Linked DNA regions of Mus musculus: regions 1, 2 and 3 are each linked to region 4. Evidence: chromatin loops called from intact Hi-C (ENCODE). Cell type or tissue: left cerebral cortex. All regions are shown on one strand.

Evidence for each region. Hi-C counts contacts between places; a loop is a spot of excess contacts. Peaks named below come from ENCODE experiments on the same cell type or tissue, not always from the same donor. Only the 100,000 strongest peaks of a DNase experiment are listed, where the experiment ranks them.
Region 1: a loop joins it to region 4, with 5 times the contacts of the local background. A loop is called at or near these places in 26 of 42 quality-filtered maps.
Region 2: a loop joins it to region 4, with 10 times the contacts of the local background. A loop is called at or near these places in 21 of 42 quality-filtered maps.
Region 3: it touches region 4 in a loop (5-fold over the local background); 14 of 42 quality-filtered maps call a loop at or near these places.

What each region holds. Positions count from the first base shown.
Region 1 is chr15:73,020,034-73,025,033 of GRCm38, reverse strand. The region is part of intron 6 of Trappc9 (trafficking protein particle complex 9); the gene reads left to right. Among named protein-coding and RNA genes, the nearest start is that of Trappc9, 39 kb to the left of the region's middle. RefSeq lists an enhancer at 1,715-4,615. In left cerebral cortex, a CTCF peak has its summit at 1,936 (motif pointing right); DNase peaks (open chromatin) are centred at 3,228, 3,548, 3,924, 4,989 and 4 more places; H3K27ac peaks cover 2,612 bases.
Region 2 is chr15:72,514,896-72,519,895 of GRCm38, reverse strand. The region is part of intron 1 of Kcnk9 (potassium channel, subfamily K, member 9); the gene reads left to right. Among named protein-coding and RNA genes, the nearest start is that of Gm24390, 26 kb to the right of the region's middle. In left cerebral cortex, a CTCF peak has its summit at 2,681; a DNase peak (open chromatin) is centred at 2,693.
Region 3 is chr15:73,042,532-73,047,531 of GRCm38, reverse strand. All of the region lies in intron 4 of Trappc9 (trafficking protein particle complex 9), which reads left to right. Among named protein-coding and RNA genes, the nearest start is that of Trappc9, 16 kb to the left of the region's middle. In left cerebral cortex, a CTCF peak has its summit at 2,825; a DNase peak (open chromatin) is centred at 2,838; H3K4me3 peaks cover 283 bases; H3K27ac peaks cover 190 bases.
Region 4 is chr15:72,203,302-72,208,301 of GRCm38, reverse strand. No RefSeq gene overlaps it. Among named protein-coding and RNA genes, the nearest start is that of Gm23217, 50 kb to the left of the region's middle. In left cerebral cortex, a CTCF peak has its summit at 2,160 (motif pointing left); DNase peaks (open chromatin) are centred at 2,125 and 2,554; H3K27ac peaks cover 912 bases.

The sequences.
Region 1 (5,000 bases), 820 kb before region 4:
CTGGAGTCTGCTTGAAGAGCAGAATAAGGCAAGACCTGGGTAGAGGAGGGTGCGGTGCAGGTGGACTGGCTTGCCGGCCGACCTCTAGGAAAGCATGAGGTATCTTGAGTCTGAACTGTTTGGGGAAAGCAGATAGGCTGAAACAGAAAGACTGGTATCTGAGGAGAATGAGGCAGAGTAATTGCAGACAGCCACTAAACCTCAGTCAGCTGGGCTCTGAGAGGCAAAAGGCGGACAACAAACGTCCTGTGGGCGGGTGAGACCTCTGTTGGGCTGGATAAGGGTGAGATGCAGTAGCGGGTAGGCCGCCATGTGGGGAGGGTAGAGGGCAGCAGGGACTTGAGATAATCCCACCAGAACACGCAGGAAGCGTGCTCATAGCCAGACACCCATCCCCACCTCCAATAGTTGCCATGCTCACCTTAGAGGTTTTTTTTTTTTTGGAGGACGATAACTTAATAGTTAACCAGAGGCTGGCATGATGGCTCTGGCTATGAGCACATATTGCCTGCTCTTGCCGAGGACCAGAGTTCCACCCCCAGCACCCATCAGACGGCTTACAAGTGCCTGGAGCTCGAGCTCCTTGACCTCTCTGAGTCTTGCTTGCTGTAGAGCCCCGTGCTGCCCTCAGGCTGGTCTGTGGGCCTGGCTCCCCAAGTCAGTCACCAGAGTGAGGCTGCCTCAGAGTACCTGAACTGTCAGTCGTCAGCTCAACCACAGAGGAAGAGACAAACACAGAATTACGCCCCTAAAGAAAGACTCCACCAGTATTGCTGGCCATTTCATGTGGGGAAGTGCACCTATGCCTTCAAAGTGGGGGAGCACTGGGAGCCAGCTGCACCCTGTGTCCTGAGGGGAGGCCCCCAAGTTCTGCTCTCTGTTGGTTTCCAGGAGAGGCAAAAACCGGGTCCTTTGATATGGAAACTTCAGTTACCTGGGAAATGGCACAAGAGGAGATAGATGTCTGTCTCTAGTCATGCTGAAGTTAACTGTTTGACTTGGTTCTATCCAGGGTTCAACAATGGGCCAAGCCGTGTGTGTGTGTGTGTGTGTGTGTGTGTGTGTCTTGGATAGTCTGTTCTCTCCTCCCCGTTATGGGTCCCAAGAATTGAGCTTAGTTAGGCTAGTGACAAGCACCTTTAGCTGTTGAGCCATCTCGCCTGCCCTGAAGCTGTGTTTTTTAGGGATGCTAAGGCTATAGTCCTTGTAGAGGACTGGAGGGAGGGATGCCCCATGCCAGGCATACACAAACTTAGTGAAATGTGCACTGACTGAGACCCTGGGCATCGAAGGGCTTGCTTCACAGGGCAAGGACCCATGATGAGGGAAAAAGACCACCTGAGTGTCTGAGGTGGGCTGCTAGGGCCTCACTGGCCTGGAGCATGGAGAGACAGCAGGGGTCATGCTGGTGTAGGTTTGCCAAAGGTCAGTGAGGGCAATACACAGGGCAAGGGTACTTCAAGGGCAAGAGGGTGGCACCTTAATTGTAATCCATGCTTCTGAGTGAAGAGTGCTAGGCCTCTCAGGTAGACTGGAAAGGTCCAGGGAAGCCTTGAATTATTTGTAGCTGGGAGGCTGGATTTAGGTTAGATGGTCCTGTGTCCTTCCACAGCTCTGCAGTGGGCTACTGCTGTTATCAGGCCCAGGCGGTTCAGGAGACAGCTTTGAACACAGAAGAGGCTCCAAGCAGACCGGAAAGGTCTGGGGAGTGGAGTCTGTTGGGCTTAGCTGGTGCTAGAGTAGTGGGTGGCTGCCAGGCTTCCCAGCCCTGCTCCTCTTCTACAGACCTGTGGGCCCTCACTCTCTGCAGTTACTGAAGTCCGCTTTGCAGATTAAAGGGAGGAGATCTGGACTTACTGCAACCTGCTATCTATTCACAGTGGGGCCCTGTAGTTTGGATCAGCTCTGCTATCATCTTGCTCGGCGTCAGGCAAACACTAGAGGGCAGCAATGCTCTGTGGCAATTGTGGCCCTGCCTGCGGCACAGGGCGGTTACCAGCCTTTGAATTCTGCCGGAGGAGGAAGGCACTTTGCGGTCCTTGTCTCATCCTGATGTTTGTCTGCTAGTTGACAAGGCAGCAAAATAATGAGTTCTGGTGGGATTTTATAATCACAGTAAAGAGAAGGGCCTGGAGTTTTTCTGAAATAGAACAAGCTTTTGGTTCTTAATCAAGTGTGATCCATTGTGGAGCTGATGGTAACGAAGGACTTCGGCGGCAAATGGCGGACATTTGGGAAGGAATGGAGATGTGACTAGTGCAAGTTCCATCTGTCTTTCAGAATCCCTGCATGAGCTGGTGGTGCCACACACTTTGAATCCCAGCACTCAGGAGGCAGAGGCAGGCAGATTTCTTGAGTTTCAGGCCAGCCTGGTCTACAAAGGGAGTCCAGGACAGTCAGGGATATTACACAGAGAAACTCTGTCTCAAAAATCCAAAACCTCAGAACTGGAGGATAAAACTGTCTTTATCGGTGCTCTGCAAAATAGATGCAGAGTCCCTCTTCCCTGTGCAGGCACAGGGTGACCTGCGTGTGTTGGCTGGTTTAGGCGAGTGATTTCTGGTAATTATCTGGCACTCCCAAATGGCAACAAATAGCTGGCTGTGTACAGATCTGTGCAATGGTCATGAGGGTTTCACAGGCAAATGACAAGGTTCATATGAGAACAGAGGGGCTGGGACTTGAGTCATCATTTTCCCCTGTTTGTGAATAGAGGAGCCATGCAGCACCCTCTCAGCTTGTCTTCTGTGGAGAGCAAGCAGCCACCTCTCTCCTTTACTTAGTGCCGCTGCACACCGTCTGGGAACAGCAGGGTGGCAAGGAGGCTGCAAACCTCACTGGCATCCATTCACAGACTTCTTGAAGTAGGAATCTGTTCCTTGAGATTCTGTGGTCTAAATGTAGCCACCCCTATCTGCAGAGGGAGGTTAGGAAAAGGAACAATGATTCAGGCACCAAAGAAGATGGTGGCTTAGAGGTGAGGGGTCCCTGGGACACGTGTTCATGCACCCTTTGTGTTCCTTCCCTTCCCTTCCCTTGCCTCTGGGATGGGCAGGAGTGACTCTAGGCAAAGTGTTTCTGTCTGCCTGCCTGCTAGCCTGCTCCTGAAGTCCAGTGAGCTGCAGACAGTCATGGTCCACACTGGCCGGCGCTGAGGAGGGGAAACCGGCTGATAAACAAAAGACATGGAGGCAAACAATTCCCAAGTGAGTCAGATCTACAGAAACAAAGACCACGCTCCCATTGGATACCTTCTGCGGAGGAGCAGCTCGGGAGGCCTTCATCCCAGGAGCATAAGCACTGTTGCAATGTAGAGCAAGGTGCAACAAAGAAAGATGCACAGGCTGCGATGACTGTCTCCCCTGTAGCTGGCTGGTGGGGCTTGTGGCGGCTCCATCTGGTGCTGAGCAGACCCTGAGAAAGGTCTCGTCAGTTCCTTTCCTCACCACTTGCAGCCAGTTTTAAAGACAGGGAAACTGAGGGGTGAGACCCAGCTCAGCTCACAAAGTCTCCCATTGTTCTTTCAGTCCCCCTCGCTCCCTCGCTTGTGTGATTCCAAAAGCCCAACCCGGTGGCAGCTCCCCTCCCCCACCCTAGGCTGCCTGAGGGACTGAATACATTTTTGTTTTCAACAGAAAATGGCAGGTGACCTTACGAGAAAGTGCTACTGAGGAAGTGTCTGGAAAACTAGACCAGCTTCTGAGGGTCGCAGCGTGGCCCCGTCCTCCGCCTCCTCACATCTCTAAGTTCCAGAACAATTGGTGCCCTTTAAAACATTCTCCTTTATGAGACTTTAGAGGGGACTTTCAACCTCTTTGTCTTTGGTTAATTTTCTTTGCAAAGCCATTCAGATTTTATGCAGGCTACTCTGTTCAGATGCAAGAACAGCCTCCTCCTCCTCGGATTTCTTTTTTGATGGGTTTCCTTAATGAAGCTGTTGCTAAGGAAACCCTGCAAGAGCCTGGTAGGCACCAGAGTGACTGCATCCCTAGTGCTCCTGTCAGGTTGAGCTCAGAGTCAGAAGGGTGGGAGAGTGGGGAAGGGTGTCATCTGGGGAAGGGGCTGAGGTAATGCTGTGACAGGTCAAAGCTGGCCAACTGGCCAATGGCTTCCAGGGCCAGTCAGTCCGTGGGGGAACTGTGGGGGAACCGTGGGGGGATCCACAGCTCTTACAAGGAAACCATTGAATGGGGGGGGGTGGAGAAGGAAGGTCACCTGCTAGATTCCTTTCTGGAATTGAGAGGAGAGAGAGAGAGAACTGAGAAATTTCTGGTCTAACAGGATTCTGGTGTGTGGCTTGACTAAGAGTCCAGGAGAGTGGAAGTCTGTGAGGACAGTGAGGGGGGCTCAGTCATTCCAGAGCCAGGGGTCTGCAGAGACCCCTTGGGGGCCAGCTCTGCTCTACCCCCTCCCCTCCCCCTCCCAACTTGGAAAGGCACTGCCCATTGAGCTGAGTTTCAAATCTCCACTCTAACCAGAAAAGGTGATAAAAGAAGCCAGACCTCAGTGCCCTGCAGGCAGCTGTAATTTTTAAGGAGGGGTGAGAGGGATACTTGGGAATTCCTCTTTGGAGACTTGCAAGTCACTTTGGTCTCATGGGCTTGGGGAATCTTGGCTTTCCCTCTCCGCTTTAGCAGTTAGGAACCTTAGCATCAAGTCTACAGATACCTTAATAATTACACCCACTTCCTGGCAGGCATTTTTCTGATCGAACCTTCCTCTGGTTTTATTTAACTATAATCTCATTTTTTTCACCTTGATTTTTTTTTTTTATATTTTGGCTGTTACTGCTCTTAAATTGTGTGTGTTTAAAAAATTGATTTTACATTCTTCTTTAGAACAAGGCAGAATGTAAACAGATGCAGGCACGGAGAGTAGCGCAGGCGCACTGCAGACACAGAGAGAACCGCAGGCACACTGCTTTTGGAGGTTCCAGGGTATTTACCTTAGGAGGTTACAGCTGAGGTGAATGTTAAAACTGTGTTTTCAGTAGGCGAGTC
Region 2 (5,000 bases), 310 kb before region 4:
CACTGTCTGAGAACATTTTAATTTACCTGAATTTGCAAGATAGTTTAAATGGATATGAAATCCTTGGTTGACATTTTCTTTCAGCATGTTGATCATGTCATTCCATTGTCTTCTGGACTCTGCTTTGGAATAAGAGTCACTCATGGACCTTATTGAGGAGTCCTAACAATGAGTTGGTTTTCCCTTGTTCGTTTTAACATTGCATCATTGTCTTCTTGCACTTACAGTAATTTAAATCTAGGCACTCATCCTTCTTGTCATTATGTTAAGCTTTTTAGATGTTCAGATCAACATTTTCATTAAAGTTTGAAAGGTCTTGTTTATTATTTCTTTAGATAATCTTTCTGCCGTTTTTACTCTTCCTCCAACTCTCCCAAGAGCATGGAACATTGTGTGTCTCCAAGGTGTTTCTTCCATTTATTTCAGTTCCCCCCCCCCCCCAGGAACATTTTATATACTTACGGATTTGAATAGTTTTGTTTACATCTATCCACCCATGCCCCTAACACCCTGAGATGAGAACCCATGGTGGCCATCTTAGTTTCACTGAGTATAATTTATTGGAACAAGGCAAGGAAGTAGAAGTGATCACCTAATAACATTGGGCATGCCATTGGAGGACACATCTCACTGGTATTAGGACAGAGTTCAGCCCATTTGCTGGCACTTCCTTGATTTCTCTCCTTTGCTTTTGGAATAAAACTTCCGAGGCCAGGAACTGTGTGCTTTTGGCCAAAACACAAATGACTGTTAGCAACAGAAGCAAATTAGAATCCAACACATTCCACATTTAGTCTATTTAGGCGAAGAAATTGTGGCGCCTCTACTTGAAGCTGATGAATTAAAAATGATGCTTATGAAGAATGCTATTGGCAATAGACTAGTGTTAGCATTTTTAAATAATTGCTTATGTGAAGTTTTCTCTCAGTCATGGAAAAAGTATTTAGGAATAGGATTTGGGAAACATAAGGAAATGTTCCCAGGTCTGAGCAGAAAGATGGTACATAGACATTCATCAGTTTTGATCTCTCTTCTGTTTGCTCTTGTTTCTTTCTATTATGTGAATTTTTATTCCTATAGCCAGTAACTTTTAAAGTGGAAAAGTCTAAAAAGCAAAAAGGACACTACAAATAATTGGAAGTGTAAGAGATAATCAGGATTGGGTGGGTGGGGATAGTTTTATCTCCTTTCTTGCTTGGGTTTTGATGTCTCCACCCCTACATGGTTAGATGACTTACCTAGGTTATATAGCTGAGACATGGAAGAAGTCCATTAGGGCTACGATCATCCATCTCTAACTGCTATCATGCAGCAATTATGGTTATCATGCGTCCCCTGGCAATGCCTGCCTCTACCCTTTGCTTGTGGTGTCTCGCGATGCTGGTTGATGGGAATCAGCTGTGACAGATGCACAAGTGTCCACCCCAGCAACTGTCATCCTTGCTTTTTGGGGGAAGGATATCAAGGACAATGTTCCACTTGAGCATGGTTTTCTTTCTGTGAAGCTTCAACCAAGAAGCTCAAATAGGTAGATGCTTACCTCTGGGGACCTTTCTGCCCCACCCTGGGAATCTATCCAACTCCTTGCCTTACCACAGCCTACAAAGAGACACTGCATCATAAACCAGCATATAGCAAGGCTGTAAACTTAAGTCTTCATCCGGAGGCTGGAAATCCAGTGCTCTCGTGGCTCTTTGGAGAGAGACACACAAGCAAAACAGAGGTCAGTGCAAATAATACAGGCTAGCTTCTAGAATGGACTTTTGTAGAGAGATCATCAGAGATGATATTGTAAAGTGTGGAGGTTTCCCTGTGTCAAGGTCAGAGCTTTGCTTACCTCTGACCACCCACAAGTCTTGCTACACTATAACTGGCCTGAAGCCATCTGAGCCTAACACTATTAGCTGAGGGAGGGAATGTACCTCTTCCCACTGAACCATCCCAACCCAAGTCCTGGTGGCTTCCAACTATTACTGATTTTCTTATCCTATCACAGACTTCTCAAACATCAGCCAGCTTTCTACCCTTATTTTTTCTTATGAGTCTTTGATTTGTCTCTCCACATTTTTTTGCAGAGATTTTTGGATGGTGGAGAATACAGGAAAGCGTGGCAGAAGGGAAGGTTTTATGTGGGTGCAACAAGAAGACCAATAGGAGAACCTGGATTTCCTGACCCAGGGGGACAATGTGGATACCTCATTTGCACTGTGGGTGTGGCTGACAACGGGGGATAAATTAGGATCAAGGCCCAGATCAGCCTGACATGGGAGCTTAGGAAGCTATCATGCTAAGCCCAAGATCATGAACACTACCACATCCATGTAGAGGAGAATACTGGCTACCTGGAAAGGGCCCCCTGTTTCCCCCAGGAGATGAGTTATTGTGTGTAAAAAGGTTTTAGCTTAGTTCCTGGTACCTCATGCTATTAGTAAACACTGGTCATTACTAGTTTTATTTTTTATCTCTGCCAACATTCCATTGACTGATGATACCTTCTGAGAGAAAAAAAATCCACCAGGTAACATATGTTTTGCCAGTAAAAAAAAAGACACTTTAGTGACTTTTTCTCGTGATTCTTGGACTCATCCCAGGAGGGAACCTGGGCAGGTGTCAGGACCTATGCTTGCATTCATGCTCTGCAGTGACAGATCACCCGCCAGAGGGCACCCTTGCACCTCTGGTGGCAGGCTGAGAGAGACCACAGGCCAAGGCTTCCACCATTCTGCCACCCTGTGGACTCTTTGTGGACAGCATTTCCTCCGCTGCTTGTAGAAAGTAAGCTAGTGTGGAGGAGAGCCCCCATCCCCCTTCCTTAAAAGCAGGGTGAGAGGCTGTGAGTCCAATCCTGTATGGAGGAGGATAGGGAACGCCAGCTTTTCTTCAAAGCATGGAGATGCTGTGGACCCAAGTCTGAGATACTTGGGGGCTGAAATGTGTCCCACCCCAGGCATCTTCATGTTTGGCATGAACTCACATCACAGCCTGGGCATTGACAGGTGCCTCAGCAGCACAACATTGCCCTGTGAGACAGGGTTTTGTGGCCCCTTTACAGATGGGAGACATCTCAGCCCTTCCCTTTGCCCACTTTCGATGAGAAATTCATGCTTTGCACACTTCCGTGTTAAAAAGTGTATTTGGGGTCCCTTTGTTCCCTTAAGATACAAAGTTAAAAGAAGCCTGTTTCTCCACCCCCCGCCCCGGGAATCAGGAAAAACACACATGAAGGGATTTCCCTCTGCAGAACACAGAGGGCCCTGTGAATAAGCAATGGCTTAGCATAGAATGCCACAAACATTGATACCTTCTTCCAGAGGAAAGACTAAATGCAGGAAAGCATACTATAAAACGCTAGATAACATAAAGAGATTGCTTCACTTCATGTCCTTTTTACAGAAAAGGGAAGAAAGGTTTAGAGAATTAATTTAGGAAGTTACAGGAGGATAGATGGGAGGCTAGCTGCATCATGGGCTGAAGTAGGAACCATCTTGGAAGCACAAGGGGCCAAGGTTAGCTCCCTTCCCTAGCATATCTCTTCTCAAAGCCACCCTGAGTCATTCTTTATTGGGATTTGTGCCTGTTTTAATCCCTATTGTCAGAACCCCCTTTCTGCCATTTATAAATATTTTACTCCTCTCCAGCAGCAAATTCCCCCAACACAACCTTCTCTATGCACTGCACCCTTAGCTGGCACCAGTAAGCAGTCACAGTAAACATGGCAAGCATAAAAATGAGGCTGGAGAATGGAGGATACTTGTTCTCCCTAAGGGGTCAATCAGCTTCAAGACGAATTGGCCCGCTGTAGGGACCAATTTTGACCTCTGGGCAAGACTGCATTGTAGTGTGAACTCAAAGATGGCTTTCGAGAGCCTGGAGTGGTAGCACATGCTTGTTATCCAAGCACTTGGGAGGCTGAGACAGGAGGATTTCTGTAAATTCAAGGGAAGGTTATGTAGTGAGTTCCAGGGCATACTGTACTAGAGAGTGAGAGCTTGTCTGAATTTAAAAAAAAAAAAAAGCTTCTATTGGAGGATTTGGGGAGCACTCTTTGAACTATCCTTGAAGAACATGAGTGACAGATAAGGGGACCCAGCACTCAGCTTTTGAGTCATATGATGCTATGTTTATTTCCTACATTAAGTATATCCCAGGTAGAACTGTTAAGTGCTTATTGAGTCCACCATTATTATGTTACATCCCAGAGAGTCTCTGTCAACTGACACGTGGGATGATGATGTCTCTAGGTAGACTGTTGGGCAAATCTTCTGAGACCAGAGACCTAATAGAACCTACCCAACCCTGTTCTCCCTCCCACTCCTGTTTCTATTCTACCCACATTCCTCTGCTGTAGTTTGTCACCTTTCCAGAAGATGTGGCCTCATTCTCTCTAGTCCCCAACCCTTCCACCCCATCCATTGGTGTCTGCTCTGCAGGTGAGCTTCGTGCAGGGGGGAGAGGAAATAACATCTGTGCATTTTATATTTCTCAACACATGATTCATTTTTTTTCCCCTGAAGTCCTAAATTTTCATCTGCTGTCTTCTTTGGGGGAAGAGCTCCCTCCTCCAGTAGGTATGCTGTGCTGATCTGATGGTGTTGCACTCTCCAGCTTTGAAAAGCTGAACATGCAGATTGTTTCCTTAGGACAGGGGATTCTGGGGTAACGTTTTTTTTCCCCCTGACTCTTTATTGACATGGCTCCAATTGCTTCTCGGCCTTCATTGTTTATGGTTAGATATCAGTAGTCTAAGAGGTGTTGGCCTTGCAGAATCAGTTGTGTCATTTTTTTTTCCTGTCTGCCTTTCAGCAGGTCTCTCTTTAGCTTTCTTTTTAACATCACTGGTGTGTGGTTTTCTTTACATTTATCTTTCTTAAGTTTGCAGAGATAACCAACTCTGTCAATCTGCCTTTTACCAAGGGTGGCTGATTTGAAGCCACTATTTCTCTCATTTTCATTTTATCTTTCCCTCTAGAATATCTCCTTGTCCCTGGAGCTTTCTGTGG
Region 3 (5,000 bases), 840 kb before region 4:
TTAGGTGAGGGACCCTGTCTGAAGGGGCTAGGGTGGAGCATGGTAGGGGAAGGCTGAGGCAGCTGTCAGTATCACTGGTTTTATGATGATTGGCAAGTAGTAACAGGAATATTCGTTACTTGTATTTTTTTAAAGAACTATTTATGTATATGAGTACACTGTAGCTGTCTTCAGACACACCAGAAGAGGGCATCGGATCCCTATTACAGATGGTTGTGAGCCACCATGTGGTTGCTGGGAATTGAACTCAGGACCTCTGGAAGAACAGTCAGTGCTTTTAACCACTGAGCCATCTCTCCAACCTCAAGGATACTTCTACTTTTTTTTTTTTAAGATTTATTTTCACTGTGTGTGTGTGTGTATATGTGTGTGTGTGCATCTGTCTGTCTGTCATGAGTGCCTGCAGGGGTCAGAAGACAATCTTGCATCACTGGGAGCTAGAGTTGCAGGCAGTTGTGAGCTGTATCACGTGGTGGCTGGGAACTGAATTGTGCTCTCCGTAAGCGTGTAGGAGTTTCTCACCACAAGCTGCTTCTCCAGGCCCCAGGAATTCAGCTGAACACTTTCAGACCTCACAGACCCTGGCTGAATAGTTTCAAGTGCATTTCCTCGGAAAAGGGGGCATTTCTTTCCCTTTTAAAAAAATTTAAGGGCTGGTGAGATGGCTCAGTGGGTAAGAGCACCCAATAGCTCTTCCGAAGGTCTGGAGTTCAAATCCCAGCAACCACATGGTGGCTCACAACCATCCATAATGAAATCTGACTCCCTCTTCTGGAGTGTCTGAAGACAGCGACAGTGTACTTACATATAATAAATAAATAAAAATAAAATCTTAAGAAAAAAAATTTTTAAAGATTAAAAAATTTTTGTAGTTTTTTTTTTTCCCCTTCATTCTTTCTTTTAGTCTTTCAATCCTAGCTTCATGCTGCTCACAAGTTGGGGCACTGATCTTTATTCTGAAGATTTGGATGTGGACCTGTAGGTCTATAACTAAAGGACAAAATATAGTTTCTTTAAAAAATTAGGGCTGGAAAGCCAGATATGATGCTGGGCTCCCATACTCAGAGCGAGGCTTAGGAATGGAAGGCCAGGCTTAGCTACATAGTATATTTGAGGCTAGCCTGGACTACATGAGATCCTGTCTTGAAAAAACAAAACAAAACAAAACAAAACAACCAAGATGGAGAAGGTAGCCCACTTGTAGAGTTCCTGCCTAGCACCGTGGGAGGACCTGGGTCCCTTATATAGGACCCCCACCCCAAAATGTATAGAATATTCTATAGTCAACTGGAAGAAAGTGCTTACCATTGACTTGTAAAGGTTTCTTAGTAGTGGTGGCCTCTACTTTTTCTTCTCTCTGAACTTGGTAATATTACTTACCATTAAATTGATCAAAACAGGCCTGAGGTGTGGCTTGCTGGTAGAACACCTGGTTCTCATCTCTGTCACTGGCATTCGATGGTGGGGACTGACATGACGCATGGTCCAGAGCCAGGCTGTGGTGGTGCACGCCTGCAATCCCAGCACTTGGGAGGCAGAGGCAGGTGGGTCTCTGAATTTGAGGCCAGCCTGGTCTACAGAGGGAGTTCCAGGTCAGCCAGAGATAAACTGAGAAACCTTGTCTGGAAAAAGAGAAAAAGGAAAAGGAAAGAGGGGCTGGTAAGATGGCTCAGCAGTTAAGAGCACTGACTGCTCTTCCAAAGGTCCCTAGTTCAAATCCCAGCAACCACATGGTGGCTCACAACCATTCATAACGAGATCTGACACCCTCTTCTGGTGTGTCTGAAGACAACTACAGTGTACTTACATATAATAAATAAATAAACCTTAAAAAAAAAAGGAAAGAAAAAGGAAAGAAAAGAAAAAGTCCAAATATCTACCAGCGCTCCTCAGCCTCAGGCAGGGCTTTACAACTCCCCAGTGGGAACATTTGAGGGTTGGAGCGAGTACTCTTTTTTTTTTTTTTTAAAGGGACAGAGACTTGTCACCCAGCGATTGAATCCCTGCTGAGTTAAGGTGGCAACTGAGTTGGCCTCTTACAGAGCCCCTGCCTGTCACCGTGAACTCTTTTTTCAGCGGCCTGAGTTTAAGGAGTGTCTGGGAAAACAGGACAGACTGAAGTCATGGTTATTTTACAGATCTGTTTGTTTATGTGACAGGGTGCTACTGTGTAGTCCTGGCTGACCTGGAGCTTGAGATAGAGACTAGGCTGGCCTTGAATTTTTAACAATCCCATCTTCCTGCCTTTGTCTCTAAGTGCTGGGTTTATGTATGGGTGTGTACCACCGTGCCCGGCTATTTTTTTAAAAAAAAAAGGTTTATTTATTTATGTCGTGAACCTCCGTGTGGCTACTGGGAATTGAGTTCAGGACCTCTGGAAGAACAGCCAGTGTTCCTAATTGCTGAACCATCTCTTTAGCCCCTAAATTTTTATTTGTGAGTATGTATGTATCCACTCACATGTTTGAGGGTATCTTTGGAGGTTAGAAGAGAGCATTAGGGTAGTTGTAAGGCGGTGGAATTAAACTCTAATCCTCTGTGAGAGCAGTAACCACTTTTAACCGCTCAGCCATCTTTCCTGCCCCCTCAGTTGCCTTTAGGGAAAAATACAGAGACTGGGAGAAAGTTTGGCAGCTGACTGTAAGAAGAACCAGTTCTGAGACCCCTTCCTGTTCGTAGATTGTCCTCCGGGAGCCTGTCTCTTTGGTTGACATCCGGGTGTCAGACTTTAGCTGTTGAACAGTGCCATCTTTCTATGAAGCTGCCCAGTGCCTGTGCTAGCTGAACTTTGCCTGTGGTCTGCAGATTCTGGATCCTTGCAGGACGTTCCATAGGTGGCGCTGTTGCACTTACTTATTATTTTTAAAGCTTTTTTTTTTTTTTTTTTTTTTTTTCCGGCTTCTACAAGAGGACCCAAAACCAGGCTCCTTGAATACGATTTCTTCATTTGATCCCCAGTACATACCCGGAAAAAGCCTTCTGGATATATGTGTTTTTCTCTGGTCAGCTCAGAGCGAGGGTTGCAGATTTGCTATCAGAGCAGCAGTGAAACTGGACTTTCTCTTGAGTATTAGGTAATGGTTAGCCATGATGTCACAGCTCTGCAGCGCCTTGCAGATGAGAAGAAGGCTGCCTGCCAGGTCTTAAATCTCCACTCCTGTGCTTATTAGCAAGCACCATCTAGGGTCTGGAGGAGATCCTGGCTTCCGGATCAGCTGAGGTGGTTGCGTGAAGGTGTGAAGATTCATCTATATGCATTTGGTGTGTTACTGACCTTTACGTGATACTGTGTGTTTCAAGTCAGCTCTGGCCACCCATCCTCAATAAGGCAGTCGAACCAAATTAAAGGTGGGAAGCAGGAAAAAGAAGATTTATTCCACGTGACCACATTGGGAAGAGGGATGAGAGTCTTGTTGTGTAGCCCAGGCTGGCCTCGAACTTGGTCCTGTCTTCTCTTCCACCCCTATTACTGAGATTGCAGGCATGCACCTCACGCTGGGTGTTGGATCCATCATTCTATGTTTGATTTCTAAGGAGTCAGAATAGGGAGAAATAGCTTTGTGAAGAAAGATCCACTTAAGAAGTAAGAGAAGGGGCTGGAAAAATGGCTCAGTGGTTAAGAGCACTGACTGCTCTTCCAGAGGTTCTGAGTTCAATTCCCAGCAACCACATGGTGGCTCACGACCATCTGTAATGGGATCTGATACCCTCTTCTGGTGTATCTGAAGACAGCTATAGTATACTCATATACATAAATAAGTATTTAAAAATGTTTAAAAAAAAAGAAGTAAGAGATGAGTGAGGCCTGGTGTGCAGATTTGTAATCTTGGGGTTTATAATCTTAGTTATGGAGGAGGCTAAGGTAGGAGGCTGGCAAGTTCAAACTTCAAGGGCTGCCTGGTAACTGAGCAAGACAAAACTTGGTCTTAAAAATAAAATTAAAGGATGGAGACCTTCACTTGCTCTCTCAGGTCCGTCTTACTTTCTTCTGGGTGTCTTTTTTTTTTTCTTTTTTCTTTTTGGTTTTTAGACAGGGTTTCTCCGTGCAGTCCTGGCTGTCCTGGAACTCACTCTGTAGACCAGGCTGGTCTTGAACTCAGAAATCCACCTGCTTCTGCCTCCCAAGTGCTGGGATTACAGGAGTGCGCCACCACTGCCTGGCACTTTCTGGGTGTCTTTTTCTTTACCCTTGTACTTAAAATGTCTTCTAGCTTGATATGATGGCGTATGCTTTTAATCCCAGCACCTGAAAGGCAGCAGTAGGGGGATTTCTGTGACCTCTGATCTCTCTTTCTGTGTGTGTGTGTGTGTGTGTGTGTGTGTGTGTGTGTGTGTATGTATGTATGTGTGTATACTGTGTGCATGCAAGTGCTCTCAGAGGCCAGAAGATCCCCTAGAGCTGGAGTTACAGGCAGGTGTAAGCTGCATAGAGTGGGTGCCAGGACCTGAATCTTGGTCTTCTGCAAGAGCAATACTCCTAACTGCTGAGCCGTTTTTCTAGCTTCCACTGTCCACTTTGAGACAGGGTCACGGCTTATCCATTTTGGTCTCAAACTTACTATGTAGCCAAGGATGTCCTTGATCTCCTGATCGTCTCTTCTGAGTGCTGGAATTTCTGACATACGTCACCATGCCCAGTTTATGTAGTGCTAGGAATTGACCCCAGGGCCTTATGCATACTAGGGAAATACTCTACCAACTGTGCTACAGCTTCAGTATAAACCACCTCTAAACATCACTTCCTTAGCTTTGATAAGTGCCCTGTAATTCATAAGTCAGTCTCTCTCTCTGTGTCTCTTTCTGCCTCTGTCTCTCTCTCTCTCACACACACATACACAGAGAGAGAGAGAGACAGACAGACAGACAGACAGACACACAGAGAGAGACAAAGGCATACACAGAGAGAGACAGAGAAAGAAAGAGACAGAGAGATCTGGGAGTATTAATGTATTACTATATTTCCTTCTGAAACCTTTGATACCTCAGTCAGAGCACTCACA
Region 4 (5,000 bases):
ACTTTGTGCTTCATCTTTACCCAGATGAACAAATGATCTCTCCACCCCCAGCTCAGCCACGCTATGGCCTCATTGATTGGTCTTGTCCACCCTCAGCCCAGGCAGGGAGGTGGCAGGCAGCGATGACTCATCACAAGAGGGGACTTGTAATGAGCTCCTTTGCTGGACGTCACTCCAGCCCTGTTGCTATGCACTGGAGAAATTCACCAGGATGACATCTGACACCTAAAGGAATTGTTACGATTTTGGTTTTCTGTTAACAACCTGTATTTTGCTAATTATGGATGTTATTGTCCTATGTTAAACCAACACAAGGTATGAAGATGCATGATCTCTAATTCCTCCACCAATGCTCTGAAGGCATTCATGTGACTGCCTTTCAAGGACCAGGATATTGCAGATTAGAAAGTTGGCAGAGAGCCGTGTTGCTTTCTGTGGTCTGTACTGTCACCGGAGACTATGCTAAGGTCCGTGGTATGTGCTGATACTGGAGACCATGTGCAAGTCTTCGATCTGTGTTTCCATTTATGGTAAAGGGCAAGGAAGTTACTTTTACCATGGTACTGATGACTGTAGACTCAGGTAAAAGAAGGCCTATATGACAACTCCATACACTCTCAAAGGTAACAGCCTAAACAGAAAGCAATCAAAAAGAACTTTTTGTGATTAAGATGCTAAAGTGAGGCTCTTCACAATTAATGACTCTGGTATGGGGTGTGTGGGGAAGGAAATGGTTTTCTTTAAGACTCTGGCCACTGGGAGTTTGATCAGGCCCCGTGAGTATCTGACAATATAAATTGGATTTCTTTTTTCCTTCTTTCTTGGGGGTGGAGGGTGTCACAGGGGTAGAGGGGCAACAGACTGGGATATGGATATGATGGGATGCATGATGAGAAATTCTCAATAATCTATAAAAATATTATAAAAAGAGAGAGTAGAGATTTGTGGATGTGCCTCAGCACAGCCTACACAGCAAAGCAGGTGATTGCTGTTAAAGTAAGAGTGAGCCAGAAAGCCCACTGAGTCGCGTTATTGCTTTCCAAGTGAAAATGAACCTAAGATTTAGAGAAAGGGAGCAACAAGTCCAATCTCAAGGTGAGACAGCAGGGTGAGGATTCGGTCTTCCAGCTCACTCCAGAGACAAAGTGCAGTATAGAGTCTCCTGCTAGGGTCTTCATTTTCTCTCCAGAAATATGTGCTCAGGGTCCCCAAGAAGCTAGCCCCTCTGTGTTTAGCATTCACAGTCACAGGAATCCCAGGGGAAATCTGACTCAACATTTTGATGCAGACAAGATCACACTTCTCCAAAGTCCCCTGCAATCTAAGCTGGGGAACCAGTAGAGAAGAGATCGTAGGTCTAGATCGAGCTGGTGAGAAGGGTCTGCCTTTTCACGCTTTATTATTATTATTATTATTATTATTATTATTTTAAGCATGACATTTTCAGTCAGCCTATGAGTTTTGACCAATTTCCTTTTTCTCATTGGACACCAGTTAGAGTTACTTTCTATCCTCAGTAATTCCAGCCTGACCCTGGTGTGAGACTTGCATATTCAGAGACTTGCAGGATACAGGAGGTGAATATCTGAAGCATATCATGAGTATATCAGCCAGACTTGTAATTTCCATGGACTGACTGTAGACTCAGCAAGCAGCAGGTGTCTAGGTTCTGCAGCAAGATCAGTCTTGACAACAGTGCTGGCTTCTCATTCAGGTTCAAAGCTTCCTTATTTGGAAGGCCACAAGACAGAAGTATGATTGGCACCAGTGTGAATGTAGAAAAGATGGAAAGCCCAAGGCAGAGCACGCAGCAAGCCCACTGTCATGGTGGCTCTGGCTGACGTTGCTCTAGTGATTTCACTGTTCAACCTCAGAAGGATGTTTAAAGCTTGGTTATAAAAAAAATCTCAGGTGGACGCTGGGGTCATCTGTTTGATGGGTGGCTGAGTCACTCTGCTGAAGAGCACAGCGGAGGGCGGGTTCTGATGGACTATAAAACCTGTGAGTGGGAAGAGACGTGGGCTGGTTTTGTTTTTCTAAATTGCGCTGTTTCCACCAAGTTCTGTTTCCATGAATCCGAAGAGGCTTTTTCAGAGCCGGGCTTGGAGGCAGCTGCAGAACCAAGCAGCCATCTCTTTCTGGCCACACAGTGCCCTCTGGTGGCCGAGAGCCTGTGCATTGGCGGCTCCTGCATAGAGGGGATGCAGGCCAGCTTTCTAAGGCTCTCTGGGCTATTTTGCTTCTTAGTAGGGGAGCTCTGGGAGAAAAGAGCAAGGGCACAGAAAACACAGAGCAGGATAGAGCAGTGTTGCTGACTTGGGCGATTAGCTGCAGTTCCTTGCCTTTTCTCAGTTCCCTGTTAAAGTAGGTGAATGGCTGAAGTACCTCTAGAATTGTCTGATACATCTGCATTTTAAGCAACCGTTCTCTGCTACATGAATTTCCTAGAACTGAAAAAAAAGATTGTGGTTATTGTTCTTTTCATAGGTGTTAGCTAGCTGCTAAAAGTGGAAGCTCACAGATCTCTACCATCTCTGCTTTATTCCCTAGCTCAAAAGACCCAGAGCGGGGAAACAGCAAAGCAAGAAAATAATGATTTCAGTTGCTGCACTGACATTGAACGTTTAAAATTTTAAGACCTTTGAGTTGATGCACAGTAATTGTGCATATTATGGGGTATTGTGTGATGTTTTATACATGTGGGCAGAGTCTAATAAATCAGGGTAATTAGCATATCCGCCTCTAGCAGTTATCATTTCTTTGTGGAGAGAACATTAAACATTTTTTCTCGTTTGAGCTATTTTGTATTCCTCTAAACTAGTCATGCAGCGTTCTCATTACTATTCCAGGCTTGCTCTGTGGAGAGCCACGGAGTTAATAGTTCCAATAACCACACCCAATCCACAGGGCACATCAAGGACTGAATCACATAAGCAGAGTCCTCAGGGGAAAACAGGAAACTGTTGAGGTCCCGTTTACCTCAAAAGGATAGCTAGGAAAGGATACTGAGGGCGACAGTCTGATGGTACTGTACAATGCCAAGTTATTTTAAGCAAATAATGCACACAAGCATCTAGAAGTAATAAAACCACAGGCAGAAATTATTAAGGAGTTTTCAAAGAACACAAGAGATGAAAGTAGGGTAGTGGTTAGTAGACCTACCAGCCAGATGGACAATTAAGCAGCTATTTAAAATTAGAATAGGAGGCATGATGGTGGAGACAGGCAATTGTAAGACAAACCCATGGGCAGAGTGCAAAGTGGCAGGCACTCATACCTAAAGAGGATGCGCACATCACCGACAGTACCAATTTATAAAGATGACATTGAATTAGGACTGTCCTGTCTTATGCTGACACAAAAATGAAGATTTCTTTTATAAAGATCTCTACACAGTTTAAGGTTTATCTTTCTCTGTATTAAAATGCAAAGGCTCAAGCTTATTCCCGGCTGTGCAATATGAAATCAAGGTGAGGCATAGCTTCAGAAGGCCTATTTTGAGGGGCAGTTGTTTGTGCTCAGGCCTGAACTGGTGACAGAGCTCCTGAAGATTAATAGTTAGGGAAGTTTTAGCAGTCACTGGAGATGAAGTATCCAGGGTATTAGGGGGGGTTGTGCCTGCTAAGTACATAGACTTGCTGTATCCATCTTGCTGTTGGCCCAACTAACCCTTTTGAACAGCGTCCCAACAGCACCCACCCAAAAAGCGCCCCATGAGGATTATGTAGGCTAAAGGTTTAGAAAAAAAAATTGGGAAAGTTCATAGAGCCAGCTGCTTAATATCACTCCCATCATGGTAGTTGCTTTCATGCAAGAGGCTACAAGATGTCCCACAAAATTTGAATTTTAGAATAGGAGTTCTCTGTGGCTCCCTGGGAAGATGAGAGGCAAACATGGAACTGGAGAACAGAGATTTAAAAGAAAAAAAAAGCAACAAATTCTCCACCCATATTTGAGGGTGGGTGCTGGTTTTACCAACAAACCAGGGTTGTTGTTTTTTTCCCTCCAGCATCTCTACCCTAGGCACATGACAGTAAATATGACATTACACAGTCTTTATATTTTCATTTCACACCCATGACACTGAAAAGAAGAATCCAGCAAGCAAATGAACATAGCCTTCTGAGTCCGCCGACTGGGCAACAAACAGTACCAGAAACTGCATAGCCATGAGTCTGTTGTCTTTTATCTTTTGTTTCACTCTTCACCAGGCCCATAAAGCTAGCAGAGGACGAGTGGGCTGAAGAACCTCTGAGTGGAAAATGTAGCCAGAGCTGCGCTCTGTCCCCAGAGAGCTTCTTTCCTGTGGGCTCTCAGGATGCTGTAAAGCAGAACAGCAGCATCGCAGTGCAGCTTGCATGGTGTTTGAGTATTCCACGGCTGAGGACAGAGGTTTTAACAGGAAGACATATAAATGGCTCACCAAGCAAATGAGAAAAACAGTAGGGGAAAGGCCATGCAAGGCCCAAATCAGCTAATGCTGTGTAGGCAATAGATACTGTCAATCAACTGAGGACATATGCCCCTGTCCCTCAGATCTCAGACAAGTATGGCTCTGAATACATTTACTCTAATTCAAATGTGATTGCTAATAATGTCAACCTAACAGGATTTGTAATACCCTAAGAGACAAGCCTTTGGGTAGGTCTCCTTTGGGTTTACTGGAGTGGGAAGACCTCCCCTGGATGTGGATCCTACCATCCCATGGCCTGAGATCCCAGACTGGAAAGGGGAAAGTTAGCTAAGTAAGAGAATTCACCTCTCCCTACTTTCTAACTGTAGATATAATGTGCCCTCCTGTCTCTCCCACCTTGTTGGGAATAACCCGTCCCTTGTTTTGGTCAGGTGTTTCACCACTTCAGAGAGAAGAGTGATGATACACCAAGTCCAAAGTGACAGAAGTTTCCTTGTCTGATTCCCAAGTCTCATTCACTATCTCCAAGTCAGAGGAAAGGTGGCAGCATGCTTACCATTTGTGGCTATTGCTGCCAGTGGCCAAG